5 separate regions of the Homo sapiens genome follow, and all the other regions are linked to region 5. A link is a contact called in ENCODE Hi-C or POLR2A ChIA-PET data. All regions are on one chromosome and are shown on one strand. Each heading gives the region's core, a stretch centred on a gene start or an enhancer-like site at or near the end of the contact. The rest is flanking DNA. Distances are from core to core; before and after follow the strand shown. Region 1 holds the start of LINC02397 (long intergenic non-protein coding RNA 2397). Region 2 has its middle 87 kb from the start of LINC02397. Region 3 has its middle 58 kb from the start of LINC02404. Region 4 holds the start of LINC02404 (long intergenic non-protein coding RNA 2404). Region 5 has its middle 63 kb from the start of BTG1-DT.

Region 1 (2,500 bases), core at 1-2,500, 260 kb before region 5:
AGACATTTCAAATTTTAAATTCTTCTCCCAACTCCTATACCTGGCTCTTTAATGTTATAAAAATCAGAGGATTCCACTAGGGGGGATAAATGTTTTGAAGAAGTAATCCATTGATCACTTCCTCTCACTCGACATGTTTAACTAGATGGAATCAATACTTCTTAGCCTAGCAATGGGTTTGTAAAAAAAAAAAAAAAAACGGTAACACAATTGGATGTTGTAAGGCAACTTAGGATAAAAGGATCCTGTAGACAAATTCCTCCTTATCCCTTACCCCACCTGTGAGCACCTTTGATTAAAAGTCAGATCTGTATGGATATATTAAGTCACCAAATTCATGGAGGTTAGGGCACAAATCTTTTTTTTTCATTTTTCAGTGCATTTACTTGTCATCCAACACCTGCCCTAATGACACACACAGAAACAAAGAATCTTGAGTTTTAAACTGAGCACAAGAAATTGAAAATATAACTATGTAAAACATCAAAAGTCCCACCCACTTTTTAAAAGAACTTGCTTAATTCAAGCATATTTAAGAAATAGTGCCCCTGTCTAACACATTTCTATTACATTAGCACAGTGCCTACTTGCAGGTTTTATTTCTTGCAGTTCAATGAGTACAGTATTTCAACTGGAGAACTCGAAACAGACACAAAGGCTTTTTTTTTTTTTTTTTTTAGTTAACCCTTCAGAGAAAACATGCAGGGACAATCACCACTTCTTCATTTTCACTGTCACCTGGATTCACAACCATGCAGCCAAAGACAGTTTCAGATGGGCAGATGGCCCTAGTGGTTAATAGAGATGAGAGAGGGAAAAGAAATAAATGAATGCTCTGTTTTCTGTGTAAGCAAATAAAAAGGCAGAGGAAACAAAAGGAATGAACCAGCCAATGGGGTTGAATCATCGAGTCCCTCTAAACATACCTTGACTTTCCCATGCAGGGATCTACTTCCCCGATAGCCAGTTCAGCGTGGATACTCATGCCGATGAGCCTAAGAATGTTTGCCTGTCAGAGATAAACACTGCATTTCTGCCTGCTGCACACAGAGTTGCTGGAACCTGACAATGCCGTGTGCGAGTAATAAGCCATCATGAAATGGTGAAAGAGTCAGGGCTCTTGAATTACGCTTGCTTTATATGGGTTGAATTGCACATCTAGGGCAATGTTTGGCCAAGTGAACAGGGCATGCAAAGACCTTGCTTCCTCTCTGTGCTGTGGGGAACTGAGACTGTGCCGGGCCTGCAAACGCGGTGAGGAAAAATCCATTTGAATGCTTACTGCTGAATGGTGCTGGGCATTGTCAGCTTTTGTTTACTTCATCTTACATGTGAAGATCGCAGCTGTTCCTTTCAGTAAAAAGAAGTAGGAGAATGTAGCAACCAACCTCACATTTTCCCCTCCTCCAAATGTTTGTGGAGCCCAACAGCTGTCTTTGCAAATCCTGTCACTCAGGATTGGAATGGTTCTACATAATCAAGAATGGAGTGGTGAGGCTGAGATTGTTGGCTGGCTCGAGGTAGCAGGTGGGAATGAACTGTTCTCTTAATGGGCTCACTTGGTCTGTTCCTGCAGGGACTGACTCAAAAAAGAAAAAAGAAAGTTTAAAGGAGGCGATGAAGGAAAGTTGAACACATATGTCTTGTATTTCATACGTATAGATCTGAATGGCTGTGAAGCATGAATTCACTGGTTGTTAGAATTGTAAGGGATTTGAAAGGTCCTATTGTCTAGGAGTTTTCAAATTATTTTTAGCAGCAGAGGTTTTTTTTTTTTTCTTTCCTCAAATGAAGTCTTAGACTAGGGATATTGTGTGATAAATGAAAATACCTACATAGAATAAGCGGAAGCATCAATGGAAAACTGGGCTGGGTATAAGAAAAGCAACTTCAATAACAAATGAGCTCAGTTCTGGTAACAGGGCGGGAGTCATGAGGACTGAGGCAAATTGGATGTGCTTGGAGAGGACGAGTGCTCCTCCTTCTCAGCACAGCCACGCACGGCATAAGGATGTTTTGGTCAAGAAAGACTGCGTGTATGATAGTGGTCCCAGATTATAATACTGTATTTTTATTGTACTTTTTCGATGTTTAGATACAGAAATGCTGACCATCGCAATGCACAGGAATGCCCTAGGATGGCGGCCAAAGCCTTCCGTCTCCCACCCAGCCCATTTTCCTAACAAATGTGCGCATTTAACATTGTTTTTCATCCCCAAGAATGGGGTATCAATAGAATCTACAAGACCAAGACTTAAATGAAATGAATCAACAGTAACACAAACAGTAGCAATTTTCAATTAGAAATTTAAGGAAAGCTTCATAAAATGTTCATAGAATTCTGTCTCAATTCACCTAGCCCATTTCAACTGTAGCGTAGACGTCTGTTGTTAACAGCCTTAACATCTTTTTTGGGCTTTTTGCAAATATGAGTACAATTTACGTCATTTATTCCCACCCAATAGATTAAATGCCAGGAGTCTGGAATACAGAGAAAAAA
Region 2 (2,700 bases), core at 189-2,688, 340 kb before region 5:
CTTTGAAGAAGCAGGGAGTCAGTCGGCCGGGAGTGTGGTTTATTCAGCAGAGGCATAATTTCTCACTTCTATACTTTGCTATTTACAGCACACCATTTTTATAAACACAGCATTTAGGCCAGAAAAGGAAGTCCATTTGGCCTATACAGCTCTTATATCAAGAGAAAAATTTCTCCCAAATTTTCTCATCATTCTGAATGAACTAAGGTCCTCAAAAAGTGCACACTCAGTTCTCTTGTTGGAGACAAGATTTATAAACAGTTTATGCACCACACATTTAGTTTTGCCACAGTGGCAGCAGCAGGATAAATAAAACTAGGCCTTTTTGTTCAGTGATTTAAAATGTAAGAAAATGAATGTGCACTTGCATTGTTATAGGGGAGGAAGGAGAACGTCATTCCTGAAGAGTGCTGAGCAAAGTTTCATTTCCTAAGCTCAAATCCCTTTGCTCCTCTTTTGGAAAGCCCATAACTCCCCTTGGGAGATATAATTTTTCTTGTGGAGTAAGGAAAAAGAACTAAGACTTACTCTCATTAGAGAAGCTGGAAGTCTTGGTTCCTGGTTTTCATTATTTTGGGTTTCTGTTTGAAGATGTGTAATCTTGGAAAACATTTAATGGTGACCTTGGGACTTTCTGCTTGAAGTTTTCAAATGATCCAGATGACCATGTGAGACAGAAATCCTCTCTTTAAGGAGCATTTTAGGAAGACAATAGGACTTAATGTCAGAGCCTGGGAGTTGAGTCTTGTCACCATTATACTTATTGTGTGGGTTTTAGCAAGTCACAGAAGTCATCCTACAGGACGGTGAAGAGCCGATGAATCTGGTGTTTGGTGATTGCCAGGCACTTTGACAATAGTGATTATTGATCATTGTTCTGATTATCATCGTTTTTACTCTCCTGGTAGATTTATTCTTTGGGGGAACTTGTTTTCCCCAACAGACTTACTTATTTGAGGTTTTTGTACCATTCTTATTTTGGAGGAGAATGTTCTAGTTACTGAATTCAATATAACAAACATTTAAATTTTAAAATAAAGAAGATTACGTATTAGAAGGGGTTAACAAGATAGGTTGGTATTAACTTAATCTCACATAAATTGAGGAAAGAAGCAGGAAGAAAGTGCATGCCATGAGTTAACAAAGACTATGTAGCATGAATTCTGTCAGGGAGAACCATGGAAAAGACTCCGTGGGGAAGTGGTGGCAGAGAAAAGAGCTCTGTTACCTGCACAGGGGTGAGACAGGCTGGAAAGGCCCTGGCCAGGAAGTAGACCGACCTCCTGTGAAGGGGCAGGCACAGGACACGTAGGGGTCAGGCAGGAAGTCCAGACCAGCACGTACAATATGCCTCTGGTAAGTGTGGCAGTGGCCAGCATGGGATTTTCCAGCATAGCTGTCAGCATCAGAGACCGAGAGCAGAAGGAAGGGCAAGTTTCCACAAGCCCAGTGACAGGAGCACGGGAGTGAGTGATAATAACAGCTTCTGGCAGCCAGGCAGTAGCTAATCAGGACCAGAAAATCTGGCATGAGTAGCAGGGTCTCAGAAAGCTCCCCCACCACTATCTTCTACCCCTACACACACACACACACACACACACACACACACACACACACACGTCTCCACTCTCTCTTCTGTTATAACTATTTATTGAGCAAAGGCTCTAAAATCAGAATGCCTGTTTGAGTTCTGGTTCCACCATGGAATGGCTGTGTGTCCTTGGAAGAGTTCCTCAAACCCTCTGTAGCATGGGTCTGCTGACTATGTAGGGCTCTCCAGCATCGCCGTGTTGTGAACGGGAGGGGTAATCATGTGTAGGAGTTGTGTGCCAGAGTCTGGCCCATAATACATGCTCAACAAATAGGTTGAACAGGAATGAAACTAAGAGATCAGTCTTAGAGCCAAATCTGGGCTCACACATGAGAATCAAGATGGCTCTCACAACAGAGATGTAACGTGGAGCAATGGCAAGCCTTGGCTAGTCGTGGATCTCAGAGGGTGGAGTTGGTTACCTTGACATCTCTTTTGTCTGAATTGGGGTTCATTCTATAGATTGGCATAGGGTTGGGCTTCAGATGAGGGTCAAGGAGAGGGATGCAGCATCTAGAGGCCTGGCAGGTACACAGTCCCATAGCGGGTAGGAGTGCAACAGAACAGCATTCTGGGGTGGTGGCAGGGGCTGCAACAGGGTAAAAAACACATAGGCAGGCTGGAAAGTCAGATGATAAAGGCTGAGGAGTGAGTGGGTCACTAGAAGGTAAAAACAGCCATCCAATCATCTCCAAGAAGTCCTGAGGTCAAATTCCAGAGAGTTGGAGGTTGGCCAAAAAGATAAGCAGGATTGAGTGAGGACTCTTGGGAAGCAGGCAGACTTGAGTAGGCTGTTGGTTTAGAAATAGATGGTGGTAGTGAGGGAGAAATTAAATAAACAAGCATGATTTGTGGTACAAGTTACAGAAGAGAAAGGAAGACAGGGATCAAGTGCTGGTGTGGAGTTATTTATGGAATGAAGGAATAATGATTCTTTGATCACATTAGTAGTTAATGTTTGAGTATAGATAGGTGGAGGAAGGTTGCAGGAGGGAGGAAGTGTTCCTCTCCCAAAAAGGGAGGGTGAAGATCTAGAGAAATAAAGAGGTAGAAAAGGGAGAAATGAGGAAGGCTTTCTCTGATGGCCTCATTCTCAGTGAAGAATGACA
Region 3 (2,700 bases), core at 100-2,599, 390 kb after region 5:
TTGCCCTACCCCTACCTCTAAATTGCAATTCTTTGATTTTTCACTATAGAGCTAACATGCCCCAGCCTGTTGATTCCATAAACTTTCCTTAGCTTTAGGTTATACACAGGGTTACATCTCAAGTGGAGTCTTGTCTGCCTGTTTACTAGACCACTTTAGAGATTGTTCAAACCCAAATAGCCAGGAGAGAGATGGGAACTTAATTTGTTTCAAGCTTCAATGGCTGGAGGCTAGACAGACTCTCAGTTTCCCATGGGTGGACTACTAAATGTTTTCAACCTTGGTGAGCAGCAAAGACGTTGTACATACACCATACAGCAATTTCCCAACAAGTACAGATCACACTGAAATGACAGGGTTGCCTGTTCAATACTGACTGAGACCCACCTACCTAGGGAGTTGAGCAATTCTTTGCTTGTTCAGTACTTCAGTCCTCAAGTCAGTTAAACAGAGCTCCTCACACACACGACAGAAAGTACAGCAAACATGCCATGTACCAAACATGATTGGGCTATTGCCTGTTCTCCTCTCCCTTCACCTTCACCAATCCTTACTGGAATAGCTTTTAAAGTCCTTTCTGTTGACCTGGAAGCCATTATTGTAACAAGAGGTTAAAATCAGGGTAAATTGAATTGCTATGCATGACTGAACCCAGTCATCTGGAAGAATGACTCAGGCAAGAATTAAGTTTGAAATTTGAATGTGTTAAGTGGCATAATATGGAAAAATTACTGTTTTGTTAACTATGTCTAAGAAAAGATGGTAAACTGAGTATATCTCAAACAATTTGATTTAATTTAGTTCAGTGTTTATGAACACTAATTATATGGCCTTGAATTGGGCTACAATGAAGGAAAGACATTGAAGGAAAAGAGAATAGATTTCCCCCCTTAAGAAGTCCAGAGTTTGGGAGCTGACTGATTCACATATGCCAGTGAAATACCTGTGATTAACACAGACCAGCATGTAATAAACATTTACAAATCTTATTAGGTGGTGCAAAAGTAATTGCAGTTTTGCCATTGAGAGTAATGGTACTATGACTGCTATGTGTCAAGTATTATAAGAATGCATGAATACTTTTATTGTGCCTAGGGGAGATGTATTAGAGAAGGCAATACATTAGCAGATTCTTGAATGGTAATCCTGCCAGTAGGGAGCAAGGGAGGACATTTAGACAGAGACTGCATATATAAAGCATCCATGGCATAACAAACAGCCATTTCAGTGGTGAAAAGTCCAAGTCTTTCTTGGCAGGCCAGGGCATATTTGGCAAGAGAACTGTCCACAGTAGTCCAGTCCAGACCTCATTGTCCTAGTCCTGGTGTAGACTGGACCAAGATAGCTTAAGGCAGTGTTGCCAGAGGGAGGATTTAAAATACAGTTCGAAAAATGCAGCCAAAGTAAGCAAAAGGTGGTGCCAGTGGTCAAGTTCGAAGAGTCAGCTGAAGCTGTAGGTGGAGTAATGAGTAATACAGTAAAAAGTAAATAGGGATAGGAAGCAGTTCCAAATGCAGGTTTAGAAATAGGGCAGGAGGTCCATTTCATTTGGATCATGCTTACTGACACCACTGAAAATGGATGAAAGAGAAAAAGCAAAAGGATCAGTTAGAAAACAATTGCAAAAGTCAAGCAGGAGATGAAAAGGACTTGAAACAAAGCAGTATTAGTGGAGTCAAGTGTGAGAAAAGTTTTGGAGACAGCATGCATCACACTTGATAAATAATGAATATGAGGTTGAAGAGACAGACCTAGAAAATGCTCCAATCGTGCTCAGGGACAATGTCTTGCAGAATGTGAAGTGCACATTGAACCTGTGGCTAATAAGTATTTACTCAAGGGCTAGAACACATGAGTTTTGGAACCAATGAATGAAAATTATCATTAGCCTCTCAGTATAATTCTTACTGACCAACCCACTTGTAGATTTACATTTTCCATTACCTTGAACTTAGGTTCTGCCAAAGTACAGGTCTTAATTCTCAATGGGGGAATGTTTTCATCAGTGGACAGTTATAGTTTTGATAAACTTGGAGCTATGACTTACTACCATATTACTTTGCAGTCCTATGCTAATGGCCCTAAAGGCAAAGATTTAGGGTAAAATGACCCTGATAATAAATAAAGATGGAATGTAATTAGTTCCAAAAGAGAACAATGAAAAAGAATACCATGAAAATCCAGAGGATAGAGAAATTTGGTAACATTCAGAAATGCAAAAATGGAAAGCCAAAAGATGGGCTTTCATTCACAAGCAATCATAAAAATTAATAAGGACAGGCCTGGTGTGGTGGCTCACACCTGTAATCCCAGCACTTTGGGAGGCTGAGGCAGGCAGATCACAAGGTCAGGAGATCAAGACAATCCTGGCTAACAGGGTGAAACCCCGTCTCTACTAAAAATACAAAAAATTAGCCATGTGTGGTGGTGGGCACCTGTAATCCCAGTTACTCAGGAGGCTGAGGCAGGAGAATGGCATGAACCTGGGAGGCGGAGCTTGCAGTGAGCAGAGATCGCGCCACTGCACTCCAGCCTGGGTGACAGAGTGAGACTCTGTATCAAAATAATAATAATAATAATAATAATAAGGACAAATAAATAATAATGTCAGAAATTTACATCTCTTTTTTTGTATGAAAATGTTTACAAATAACGTTTTGAAAGTGTCTGTTGGATAAATAAAGATGTGATCTGTGTACA
Region 4 (2,700 bases), core at 64-2,563, 330 kb after region 5:
AGTATGTGTATTAACCCAGTAGCTATTTACTGAGTGGCTACTATGTTGTAAGCATAATTATATCCTAGTTCAAAGTGACTTGAGCATGAATATTATGAGTTTCTGCTTTCAACTCATTTATATGCTATTAAGAGAAATAGAGAGAGGAAGGAAGGGAGAGAAAGAACAGGGTATGGTGGAAATCTAGAGCAGGGAGGAATAAACTTTGCCTGGGGCAATTGGTCAAGTCTTCCAGGAGAGGAAGAGTTGATCTGGGTTCTGAAGGATGGGTAATACTCAACAGGCAGTTAATGGGAGTGTAAATTACTTCAACCATTGAAAAAATTAGCATGGTGATTCCTCAAAGAGCTAAAAACAGAACTACCATTTGACCCAGTAATCCCATTACTGGCTATATATCCAGAGGAATATAAATCATTCTGCCTTGAAGACCCATGCACGTGAATGTTCATTGCAGCACTATTGACAATAGCAAAGGCATGGGATCAGCCTAAATGCCCATCAGTGACAGATTGGATAAAGAAAATGTGATACATATACACCATTGAATACTATGCAGCCATAAAAACGAATGAGATCATGTCTTTTGCAGGAACATGAATGGAGCTGGAGGCCATTATCCTTAGCAAACTAATGCAGGAACAGAAAATCAAATACCATATGTTTCACTTATAAGTAGGAGCTAAATGATGAGAACTCATGGACGTACAAAGAAGGAAACAACAGACACTGAGGCCTACTTGCGGGTTGAGGGTGAGAGGTGGGAGAAGAGCAGAGAAAATAACTATTGCATACTAGGCTTAGTATCTGGGTGAGAAAATAATCTGCAAAACAAACTCCTGTGACACAAGTTTACCTATATAACAAACCTGCACATGTACTCCTGAACCTAAAATAAAAGTTAAAAAATAATCAAATGGCAGAAAAGATAATAAGGACATTACAGGCAAAGTGAGTAGTTCTTGCAGAACAAAATTTATGGAAGGAATGTTTTAATTAGGAAACTAAGAAAAGTTCAGAGTGACTGGAACATTGAGAGAAATAGGGAGAGAAGGGGCATATTCATTTTTGACTGCTGCATAATGAGTGATCACAAACTTGGTAGCTCAAAACAACACTGTATTAGTTAGGGTTTTCTAGAGGGACAGAACTAACGAGAGAGAGAGAGAGAGATAGATAGATAAAGGGGAGTTTATTAAGTATTAACTCACACTATCACAAGGTCCTACAATAGGCATCTGTAAGCTGAGGAGCAAGGAGAGCCAGTCCAAGTCCCAAAACAAGAACCTGGAGTCCAGTGTTTGAGGGCAGGAAGCATCCAGCATGGGAGAAAGATGTAGGCTGGGAGGCTAGGCCAGTCTTTTCACGTTTTTCTGCCTGCTTTATATTCCAGCTGGGCTGGTGGCTGATTAGATGGTGTCCACTCAGATTAAGGGCGGGTCTGCCTTTCTCAGCCCACTGACTCAAATGTTAATCTCCTTTGGCAACACCCTGATAGACACACCCAGGATCAATACTTTGCATCCTTCAGTCCAATCTAGTTGACACTCAGTATTAATCATCACAAACACGTAGGTATTATCTGAAGACTTTTATGGGTCTGGGTATGGGTTAACTGGGTCCTCTGTTCATAGTCTCATTGGGCTGAAATCATGGAGTTGGCTGGGGTTATAATCTCGTTTGAGGCTCAGGGACCTCTTTCAAGCTCACATGGTGATTGGCAGAATTCAGTTATCTGAAGCTGTGCAATTGGGAAAATTATTTCTAACTAGCTGTTAACTGGAGACCCCTCTAAGTCCTAGAAGTCACCCACACAGCCCCTCCATAGGCCCTGTCAGAACATGCCAGTTTGCTTCATTCTGAGGCCAACAGAAGAGCTTCCCTATCCCATTTCCGCTTCCCTTAAAGCACTCATCTGATTAGGTCATGCCCACCCAGGATCATCCCCCCTTTTGATGAACTCAAAGTCACATGATTAGTAGTCAGTGATATCCCACCATATTCACTTACTCTGCCCACATTCAAGGGGAGGACATTATAACAGGTTGGGGACTCCAGGAGTCAGAATCTTAGAGCTCTTTCTATCACAATCGAAGTAGGAAAAAGCTGAAGGAATCCAAAATTTGAACTTTCTGTAGGCCCTGTCACTATCCATCTAGTTTTGAGTCCCTTCATTGATATACACTTTTATCTATAAAACCTTCATAGAGATGGTCTCAGTCTAAATAAATAATATAACTAACAGAATTCTGCACACTGCTTTGCACATATATCTATGGTATGAAGTTTCTTCATACCAAAGCCACTCTGAGGAATTCACACTATTCTTCAGGGTGAAGAATGGAAAGTTTGTTAACATTGTTAAGAAGGGAGGGAACATGATCAGATTTGCTTTTTGCACTGGGCCAGGATGATGAGCAATCTGGCCTCAAACTCACTACTAATTTGTATTTTAATTACCCTAATACAACACATGACTAAGAATTTGATAATACTTAGTTTTTATGATGGAAAATTTTGAACATATCAAAATAAACAGAATGATATATTTCCCCATGTCCTGACCTTGGTTTTGGTAGTTATCAACTATCAATGTCATGTTTGTTTCACCTTTCCTCTTTTCCCATTTTCTCCTATTTTATTAATATTTGTTTCTTTAGTTGTTTTTGAGGCAAGATTTATATATATTCAATTACTGTA
Region 5 (2,700 bases), core at 134-2,633:
TCTACCATCTAAATGATGGTCGGACTCCATCCGAAATATGAGTTTAGGCCATAGCCAGGTTGACTTGCAGAACACTGTTTTAAAATGGGATCAAGGGAGGGCAATAACAGATCTGCAAAGGAGAGAAAACCTAATCATTCAAAAGCAGTTCTGAGCATGAAGTAAGTAATATGTCCACTCAGAGGTATTGTTAATTTAGGATCAAAGTCTAAAACTGGAGTCCTGCGGACAAGCTGGAGAACAAATTTAGGCATAGGGCTGGTTGAGTGGAGCACCTGGAGCCAGAGAAATGCAGAGCAGCAAGGCCCAGCAGCCCTTCCTGAGGATGATACAGATAGTGAAGAGAGGGTGGAAGGAAGGAAGCAGAATGGGATGGGGGCGTGAACATGAAGTGAACAAGAGAAGTTGCTAAACATTTCCCTCAATACTTGGCCCTGTGGATCACTTGCATCTGAATCCTCTGGGAAGCATGTTTCTGGCCGGGTGCAGTGGCTCACACCTGTAATCCCAGCACTTTGGGAGGCCAAGGTGGGTGGATCACTTGAGGCCAGGAGTTCAAGACTAGCCTGGCTAACATGGCAAAATCCCATCTCTACAAAAAGTACAAAAATTAGCCAGGCATGGTGGCTCCTACCTGTAGACCCAGCTACTCAGGAGGCTGAGGTGGGAGGATCGCTTGAGCCCAGGAGGCAGAGGTTGCAGTGAGCCAAGATCACTTCACTGCACTTGAGCCTGGGTGACACAGTGAGACCCTGTCTCAAAAAAACAAAACAAAAAAAAAACTTCTGGAAAACATGTTTCAAAAACAGATTCTCAGGCCCCACCCCAGACCTCCTGAATTGAATCTTCACAAGTGAAGCCTAGGAATGCAGACTTTAAAAAAAAATGCATTCTAGGCAGCTTTTATTGCATTTTGTATTATTTACTTATTTATTGAGACAGTGTCTTGCTGTCACCCATGCCCATGCCATAGTGAGTGGTGCGATCATGGCCCACTGCACCCTTAAACTCCCAGGCACAAGCGATCCCCCAACCTCAGCCTCTCGAGTAGCTGGGACTACAGGTGCACACAACGACACCCAGTTAATTTTTTATATTTTGTAGAGACAGAATCTTGTTGCCCAGGCTGACCTCGAACTCCTGGGCTCAAGTAATCCTCCCACCTCAACCTCCCAAAGTGCTGAGATTATGGGCATAAACCACTGCACCCGGCTGGGATATAAACTTTATACACGGTCCCCAAGTATCTGAAGCACACTTATATTTGTGTGCTAAGCTCCTTACTGGTATTGTTTTGCTTAATCCTTCAACAGCTCTATAAAGCATGTGCTATTCTTATCCTCTCCCCACAGACAGGAAACTGTGATTCAGAGAAGCTGACTGACAAGGCACAAAGACAAATGTGGCAAAGTCCAAACGCAAACTTAACACATTCTGATTGCAGATTTCTGTGATAGTAATCACTCTAGACCAGAGGTCTTCAGACTTTTTCTACAAAAGGGTCAGTTAATAAACATTTAAGATGTGTGGACTAAATAGCCTTTGTTGCAACTACTCAACTTTGCCACAGAGAACATGTAAACAAACGGACACGACTAGGTGTTCCAATAAAACTTTACAAAAATGGGCAGCAGGTCTGAAGATGCCTGCTGTTGACTAAGCATTGCTTTTCTTTTCTTTTCTTTTTTTTTTTTTTTTTTTTTTTTGAGACGGAGTCTTGCTCTGTCGCCCAGGCTGGAGTGCAGTGGCACGGTCTCGGCTCACTGCAAGCTCCGCCTCCCGGGTTCACCCCATTCTCCTGTCTCAGCCTTCCGAGTAGCTGGGACTACAGGCGCCCGCCACCACGCCCGGCTATTTTTTTGTATTTTTAGTAGAGACGGGGTTTCGCCATGTTAGCCAGGATGGTCTCCATCTCCTGACCTCGTGATCTGCCTGCCTCTGTCTCCCAGAGTGCTAGGATTACAGGCGTGAGCCACCACGCCCCGCCTAAGCATTGCTTTTCAAAGTGTCATGCTCAGAACAGTAGGATCCTAGGAACTTGTTAGAAATGCAGACTCTTACTCATTCCAGACTTGCTGAATCAGAATCTGCATTTAACAAGGTCTCAATGTAATTTTTATGCACATTAAAGTACGCGACTTCTACTCCAGGGCATTTACAAAGGACTTCCCTGAAAGCTGCATTTAATGCCTTTGCTGTCCCTCCTTTTAGGTGCATGAACTCATCTTCTGATAGTAACTGTGTTGATTGCCTTCCACAAAAGTTAAAAAGTAAATAAAGCTGGGTGTGGTGGCTCATGCCTATAAAAATCCCAGCATTTTGGGAGTGCTTGATCTCAGGGTTGAAGACCTGCCTGGAAAACATGGCAAAACCCCATCTCTACAAAAAATACAGAAATTAGCCAGGTGTGGTGGAGGGTGCCTGTAGTTGCAGCTACTCTGGAGGCTGAGGCAGGAGGATTGCTTGAGCCTGGAGGTTGAGGCTACAGTGAGCCATGATTGTGCCACTGCATTCTAGCCTGGGTGAAAAAGTGGGACAATGTCTCAAAATAAATAAATAAACAAACAAACAAATAAATATAAAAATAACTTATTAAATTGATAGTGCTTATTATACATGCTATCTTAAAAACAAAGATATAACATCACAATTTATATTTACCTTCTAAAAAGTACTGAGGTAAGTAGATAAAAAGTGCTT

The links. Hi-C counts contacts between places; a loop is a spot of excess contacts on that map. ChIA-PET counts read pairs that join two places held with the same protein, here RNA polymerase II (POLR2A). Pooled maps may share reads with other maps.
Region 1: a loop to region 5 is called in a map with no recorded cell type, with 5 times the contacts of the local background. The contact joins the promoter of LINC02397 here to the enhancer-like site in region 5. A Hi-C loop is called at or near these places in 3 of 37 single-sample maps with no recorded cell type and 10 of 50 pooled maps. POLR2A ChIA-PET finds 5 or more read pairs at or near these places in 2 of 52 experiments (GM12878 and activated B cell).
Region 2: a loop to region 5 is called in a pooled map, with 3 times the contacts of the local background. The contact joins two enhancer-like sites. A Hi-C loop is called at or near these places in 1 of 168 maps with a recorded cell type or tissue (CD4-positive, alpha-beta T cell) and 8 of 50 pooled maps. POLR2A ChIA-PET finds 5 or more read pairs at or near these places in 4 of 52 experiments (CD4-positive, alpha-beta T cell, T-cell, activated naive CD4-positive, alpha-beta T cell and 1 more).
Region 3: a map with no recorded cell type shows a loop between it and region 5 (2.0-fold over the local background). The contact joins two enhancer-like sites. A Hi-C loop is called at or near these places in 1 of 168 maps with a recorded cell type or tissue (naive thymus-derived CD4-positive, alpha-beta T cell), 2 of 37 single-sample maps with no recorded cell type and 7 of 50 pooled maps. POLR2A ChIA-PET finds 5 or more read pairs at or near these places in 2 of 52 experiments (endothelial cell of umbilical vein and naive thymus-derived CD4-positive, alpha-beta T cell).
Region 4: a loop to region 5 is called in a map of CD4-positive, alpha-beta memory T cell, with 8 times the contacts of the local background. The contact joins the promoter of LINC02404 here to the enhancer-like site in region 5. A Hi-C loop is called at or near these places in 2 of 168 maps with a recorded cell type or tissue (CD4-positive, alpha-beta memory T cell and naive thymus-derived CD4-positive, alpha-beta T cell) and 9 of 50 pooled maps. POLR2A ChIA-PET finds 5 or more read pairs at or near these places in 4 of 52 experiments (CD4-positive, alpha-beta T cell, CD4-positive, alpha-beta memory T cell, activated CD4-positive, alpha-beta T cell and 1 more).

The regions. Positions count from the first base shown.
Region 1 is chr12:92,465,429-92,467,928 of GRCh38, reverse strand. It overlaps LINC02397 (long intergenic non-protein coding RNA 2397), which reads right to left and starts at 1,250. Exons shown (of 2, transcript NR_144532.1): 1 at 927-1,250. RefSeq lists enhancers at 66-125, 906-995, 1,196-1,345, 1,102-1,609 and a silencer at 1,322-1,616.
Region 2 is chr12:92,552,254-92,554,953 of GRCh38, reverse strand. No RefSeq gene overlaps it. Among named protein-coding and RNA genes, the nearest start is that of LINC02397, 87 kb to the right of the region's middle. RefSeq lists enhancers at 1,314-1,503, 2,633-2,700. Within about 2 kb of position 1,438, at least 19 of the 41 ENCODE cell types and tissues checked have a DNase peak (open chromatin) inside an H3K27ac peak, as active enhancers do.
Region 3 is chr12:91,816,365-91,819,064 of GRCh38, reverse strand. No RefSeq gene overlaps it. Among named protein-coding and RNA genes, the nearest start is that of LINC02404, 58 kb to the left of the region's middle. Within about 2 kb of position 1,349, at least 3 of the 41 ENCODE cell types and tissues checked have a DNase peak (open chromatin) inside an H3K27ac peak, as active enhancers do.
Region 4 is chr12:91,873,916-91,876,615 of GRCh38, reverse strand. It overlaps LINC02404 (long intergenic non-protein coding RNA 2404), which reads right to left and starts at 1,313. Exons shown (of 3, transcript XR_945201.2): 1 at 1,212-1,313.
Region 5 is chr12:92,207,459-92,210,158 of GRCh38, reverse strand. No RefSeq gene overlaps it. Among named protein-coding and RNA genes, the nearest start is that of BTG1-DT, 63 kb to the right of the region's middle. RefSeq lists an enhancer at 1,026-1,115. Within about 2 kb of position 1,383, at least 12 of the 41 ENCODE cell types and tissues checked have a DNase peak (open chromatin) inside an H3K27ac peak, as active enhancers do; they include CD4-positive, alpha-beta T cell and GM12878, where a contact is called at or near this core.